Regions from separate parts of the Mus musculus genome. Here region 2 is linked to region 1. Evidence: chromatin loops called from intact Hi-C (ENCODE). Cell type or tissue: left cerebral cortex. All regions are shown on one strand. Each heading gives the region's core, and the rest is flanking DNA. Links, peaks and the distances in the headings are about the cores only. Region 1 overlaps Gm39558 (a long non-coding RNA gene). Region 2 has its middle 17 kb from the start of Phf21b.

The links. Hi-C counts contacts between places; a loop is a spot of excess contacts. Peaks named below come from ENCODE experiments on the same cell type or tissue, not always from the same donor. Only the 100,000 strongest peaks of a DNase experiment are listed, where the experiment ranks them.
Region 2: a loop joins it to region 1, with 3 times the contacts of the local background. A loop is called at or near these places in 2 of 42 quality-filtered maps.

What each region holds. Positions count from the first base shown.
Region 1 is chr15:84,994,713-84,997,626 of GRCm38, forward strand. All of the region lies in intron 3 of Gm39558 (a long non-coding RNA gene), which reads left to right. Among named protein-coding and RNA genes, the nearest start is that of Gm39558, 8.1 kb to the left of the region's middle. In left cerebral cortex, for the core only: a CTCF peak has its summit at 1,470 (motif pointing left); a DNase peak (open chromatin) is centred at 1,449.
Region 2 is chr15:84,871,611-84,874,524 of GRCm38, forward strand. No RefSeq gene overlaps it. Among named protein-coding and RNA genes, the nearest start is that of Phf21b, 17 kb to the left of the region's middle. In left cerebral cortex, for the core only: no CTCF peak of the experiment used is centred there; DNase peaks (open chromatin) are centred at 1,651 and 2,432; H3K27ac peaks cover 1,531 bases.

The DNA of each region.
Region 1 (2,914 bases), core at 124-2,623:
TCAGCTCCCTCCTTTGCAAAATGTGATGGAAATCGCAGCCCATGGCGCTGTGTGTAGGCTCCATGGGAGGCTGTCTGGCAGCCTCTGCACGCCTAGACTCCGTGCCTCTGTATTTCCTGTTAGACCCAGAGCTTAGAGAAGAAAAGTGTTTCGTTGTGTTCTCTTTTTATGCTGCCTGCCTCCTCCTGGCATGTTCTTGAGGGATGGATGTTGGTGACTCTGAGGGGAGCCCCCTGAACCCCTGCAACAGCACAGGAATGTCACAAGCTCCAGGCTATGCTTCTCCTAGGAAAACTAAGTGCCTGGGAAGAGGCCGCCGCCAGACCCAGGCTGAGGCAGGACTGGAGTCAGGGAGGGAAGACTTTCCGGAGGAGGCAGTCCCCACAATCTCCAGTTGTACTGGTGGCCTCGGCATTCCCGAAGAACAGTCGAAGTTTGCTCTCTAGCCAGTACTAGACTTTTCTAAGGCCTGGCCAGACTGGATCCATCTGTCAAGCTTGGGCAGCAGAGATGGGACCTGATTTCACAAGTCAGATTCTGCCCGTGTCAGTGACTCACCTACTGTTTTGAGGAGGAACCAGAGGCTAATTAAATTCAGGCTTTGAACCCAGCCCTCTTCCCCGCTTCCTCTTCCCCATAAATGCAGTCAAATCTGTGGAGGGCAGATGAAGGCTGGTAGCTTTGCAAGGCAGAGGTGGCAGGTGTCAGGGGTTAGGGGTCTAGGGTGGGGGGAGGGGTGGGGATGGAGTTAGACATGGAAGGAACATGGCACAGAGAGTGGGGGATGGGGGGGGATTGGGACAGAGTTCTGCCTTCCCTGGGATCCCAAAAAGAGGCCAACCACTGTGAACCTCCCTTCTCAGCTCTGCCGTCAAAACCAGGAACTTGTGCAGGACCTGTCCCCCAAACCTGCTGCCATCTTCAGGAGTTCTGCTAAGCCTGGTCACAAAACAAATGGTCACAACTGGGCATGTAGATGACTAACATTTTTCTCACAGACAGAGAGAACGGGGAGAGTCATGGGACGCTCACCCAAGTGTCCAGCCATCCCTATCTGTGTTCCCTAATTCTTAATTGCACAGAGCTTTGGGGTCTTGGAGTTGGGGGAGGGGCTGGAGGATATAGGGGAGGGGTGCCACATGTATTTAACTGTGGGAAAGTTATCCTCCTGTTTCATGCAGCCGTTTGCTAGGAAGCACCCACAGTCCTGCCAGCAACCCCCTCTTCCCCAACTGCCTATGCTTTGTGAGTAAGCCCAATAAACTCATAGGTGCCCCAGAGTGAACTTTGGTGGCATCATTGGGACCTTAGGAGGAGGGGCAGATATTAGTAGTGTCTCCCTCTGGAGGGAAAAAACAATTTTAGTAACAGGGCTGCTTTGATGACTGACAGGGTCCTAGTCAAGGGAGTGGCCTTCCAGAGCCCTGTGCCTGCCAAGCTTCCTTCTCCAACCCTGCCTCCACACTGCCCCCTTCTGTCCACTTGCAGCAGCAGCTTTTGCCACGGTCCAAAAAAAAAAAAAATCCAGGTTAGATCCACCATGGTGGAAGACCTTGTGGCCTCTCCTGTGTGCTAAGAGCCTATGGGCACTTCTGACTCTCAGTCACAATCAACAGGCACCCTTTGGGCATGGGTCTTCCTCCCAAAGAAGGAGTCGGCAGCCCCAGGGCAGGACAGAGCGGGTGCTGAAGCTGAGCAGGCACAGCCCACCCAGCAGCCGGTGAGGAGGTCTGCCTGGACAAGCAGGCTGGAACCACACAACACATCCACCGGCTTTTCTTTGAATATTTTAGTTCACACAGGACAGTTGTGGGTCACAACTCACACGCAGAGACATGTGAGAACTGTGTCGCTAGCCACTGAGAGTGCTGGAGTGTACAGGAGTGAACCTAGATGGACAATCCCCCCAGGAACTCAGGCAAACATCCTTTGTTTGTTTGTTTATTTGTTTGTTTTAAAGACAGGGTTTGTCTGTGCATCCCTAGCTGTCTTGGAACTCACTGTATAGACCAGGCTGGCTTTGAACTCAGAGATCTACCTGTCTCTGCCTCCTGAGTACCCAGCTCCAAGGTAAACATCTCTAAGGACAAGGCTGCTGTTGGCACATCATGCAGTCAATTGTTTTTTTGTTTTTGTTTTTTGTTGTTCTTTGGTTCTGTTTCTGAGACAAAGTCTCATGTAGCCAGGGCTGGCCTCTAACTCACTGCTGAACTCATTGGCAGAAGATGATCATGAACCTTTCAGATCTTCCTGTCTCTACCTATCAAGAGCTGGGGTCAGAAAGGAATGCCATCTCCCTAGCCTATAATGGAGTGTGTGTGTGTGTGTGTGTGTGAGAGAGAGAGAGAGAGAGAGAGAGAGAGAGAGAGAGAGAGAGAGAGAGATATCAAGCTATACACTAGGGGAAGGAACAGTGTATCACCAAACAGCTTAGAGCGACTATCCACATACAGAAAGAACAGAGTTCCAGGGCTGAAATGCAGTGCAGTGGTATAGTCCTACCTAGCATGCACAAAGCCCTGGGTTCAATTCCCAAAATTGCATAAACCAGGCTTGGTGGTGCATGCCTGTCATCCCTGTTGGGAGTGTCCAGAAGGCAGAGGCAGGAGAGATTACTGAGTTGTTAAGGGTTCTTGCTGTGTGATCATGAAGACCAGAATTGGATCCCAGCAATCACATGCCAAGCTGCCTCAAAGGAGTAGACAGAGTATGTATGGGTGGGACATCAAACACCCTCTTCTGTACAGAGAAACCCTGTCTCAAAAAACCAAAAACACCCTCTTCTGGCCTTCATGTAAGCACACATATACACATGTACACACACACACACAGAGGGAAAGACAGAGACAGAGAGACAGAGAGACAGAGAAGAATGTACATCTATACATATATGCACATACGCATATATGCACAT
Region 2 (2,914 bases), core at 137-2,636, 120 kb before region 1:
TAAGCGTGTCCTGAGTGTCCACTCCATGGATGCCCAGAATAGTGACTGTCACCAGCCTCTCCCAAGCAAGAAGACCAAGGAACTGCAAGGCTGGAAATGGATCTGAGGCTGATAGAACCTTGCCACCCTGGGAGGTCCTCCGAGAGGTTGATGCCTGCTGAGTGGAATAGGAGACTCTGCTCGTGGCTCAATCATCATTGTGATGGTGGGTTATCTGGTAGTCCTGGAACACACAGGCCTTCTTAGAAAAGGCTAGAAGTATGGTATGTTCAACCCTGGCCCTCAGCTCCCACAGCCCCTGAGGAAATGACTGAGCATCCGGACCATGTCATTAACGAGATCTCCTGATGCAGTCTGTATAGAGTTTTATGCAGAGTGGATGTGGGCCTGGCAGAGAAGGTTGGGTGCAACTCTATGGGCAAACTTGGCTCTGCATGAGGATCTGATGAGCTGGGACAGGAAGATGGTCAGGGGAGAGCTCTACACCTGTGTCATATGCATGAGGGTGAGGGATAGAGACCTTCCAGGCCTGTTCCCAGACTGACAGGATAGTACATGATCATCCAGCCAATCTCAACGTCCAGTACATTATAGTAATAAACTCTTCACCTTCCAGGTAGAGGTGGCCTGTGGGCATTTGAAACAAAATGGCCCCCAGAACCTCATAGGAGGTAGTTCCTAATGGAGGTGTGGCTTTGTTGGAGGAAGTGTGTCACTGGGGGTGGGCTTTGAGGTCTCAGATGCTCAAGCCATGCCTAGTGCAGCTCACAGCCCCCTCCTGCTGCCTGAGGAACCATATATAGAACTCTCAGCTACATCTCCAGCTCCATGTCTGCCTGCATGCCACCATGCTTCCCACAACGAGGATAATGAAATAAACCTCTGAACTGTAAGCCAGCCCCAGTTAAAAATTGTTTTACAAGAGTTGCTGTGGTCATGGTGTCTCTTCACAGCAATAAAACCCTAACTAAAACAGCACCCATGTTCAAATTCTAGCTGCACTTGGCTACAAGTGGCTTAATCTTGGTAGGCCTCAGTCAGGTGATGAAAGGTGATGCTGGTGTCTTTCAAAGTGTAAAATAATATAGGAATCCTAGAACACTTCTGGTTCCTGTTAAACACACAGTAAAGCTCCATAGAATAGCGATGTCATGATAAAGGAAAAGAGTTGATGGGTATGTTATGAGCTTTCAGGGATGATAGGCAGTCAGATATGCAGACACTGTAGATGGAATATGGACTCTAGCTCGAAGTGCCTGCATTTTCTATAACCAATTTCATCTTGGTTAGAAGCTGCCATTTCCAGGCTGTGTCAACAGCAAGCTATTTACATTGCCAATTAAGCCAGTGCACAATAGGGAACTCTCTAGACAGTGACCCCCACCCAACCCCTACTTCAAAAGGAAAAGATACCCGGAGAAGTGCCCATGCCTCTGCATGAAAAAATAGGGCTGACAGAAGCCTGGGCCTCTTGGTGTCCTGAAGAAATCACCCGGAAGGCTGTCCCCAGAGGAAAGTCAAACAAGAAAAGGCAAATGCTGAGGGAAACACAGGTCTGTTAGATTCATCACATGTAGTCCCGGAAGCTGAGGGGAAGGTGGTATTTATAGGACTGAGCGACAAACTGGTTTTTATACCAGAGGGGGAAAAAAACAGAGATCAGAATGGGCGCCTCTGAAGCAAGCCTACTTATGGCGCTCCAAAAATACACTAGGAAGCAAAGAGACCCAAATCTCCTCAGAGAGAAACCGGCTCGCTGGTGTGAAGCAGCCAGCGAGGTGGTTCACACAGATGAGACGTCTACATCAGACGGTAATTTTAAAGAAACCATACTTACTGGGTGTGGCGGCACACACATTTAGTCCCAGGACCCAGGAGGCAGGGCAGGGGGCAGGTGGATCTCTGTAAGTTCCAGGCCAGCCTGGTCTACATAGCGAGTTTCAGTCCAGCTAGGATTACACGGAGCAACGAGCAAGACACCACCCAACTTGTGATTTTTTTTTAAAAGATTTTATTTATGTACGCAAGTACACTGTCGCTGTCTTCAGACACACCAGAAGAGAGCATAGGATCCCATTACAGATGGTTGTGAGCCACCATGTGGTTGCTGGGAATTGGACTCAGGACCTCTGGAAGAGCAGCCAGGGCTCTTAAACCGCTGAGCGATCTCTCCAGCCCGACTTGTGATTTTTGTTTTGTTTTGTTTCTTGAGTGTTTAGGTTTTGTTGCATGGTGTGTGTGTGTGTGTGTGTGTGTGTGTGTGTGTGTGTGTGTGTGTGTGTGTGTATTGTGGCTCTGTGACACAATCCTCCGGTTCAGGAATTCTGGAACTTCACTTCTGGGCTGTAGCCCGGGTTTAACAGCAGGTTCCCCAGCCCACCTTCACACCCCACTCATAAAAGCATTTTAAAATACCATGTTTTGTGCTCTAAAGGCACTGACGTACTTAAGCAGGAGACATGAATCATGATAGAGTTGTATAAATAGCACCCTGCTGTTGACAGACCAGTCCCACACCACAATCTCACTGGCAAGTCCTGGCACTGGCACCTGTTGCCTTCTGTGCTGGTCCCTCCTCCACATGACATTCGGACTCCTGTCCCCAAGATCCTGGATGGGCAGTGTCCACAGAGGAGCCACAGGTACCCTAACCACCACCAGGTCACACATTGTGAGGTCCAGGTTCAGTGAGAGACCTTGACTGAAAAAACAGATAAGGTGGAGAACTCTAGAGAAAGACACCTGATGATGACCTCTGACCTGCACAGGCATGCACACACAAGCCTCCAGCTGTGTTGGCTCTAATACAAGAGAGTGATTCCATCTGTGTCCTTGTGTTGGCTTAGTTCTCATAAACTGGCTTCGGCCACCCCGTGAGTTCCTACATCAACCGAGCCCAGAGCCATCTGACTTC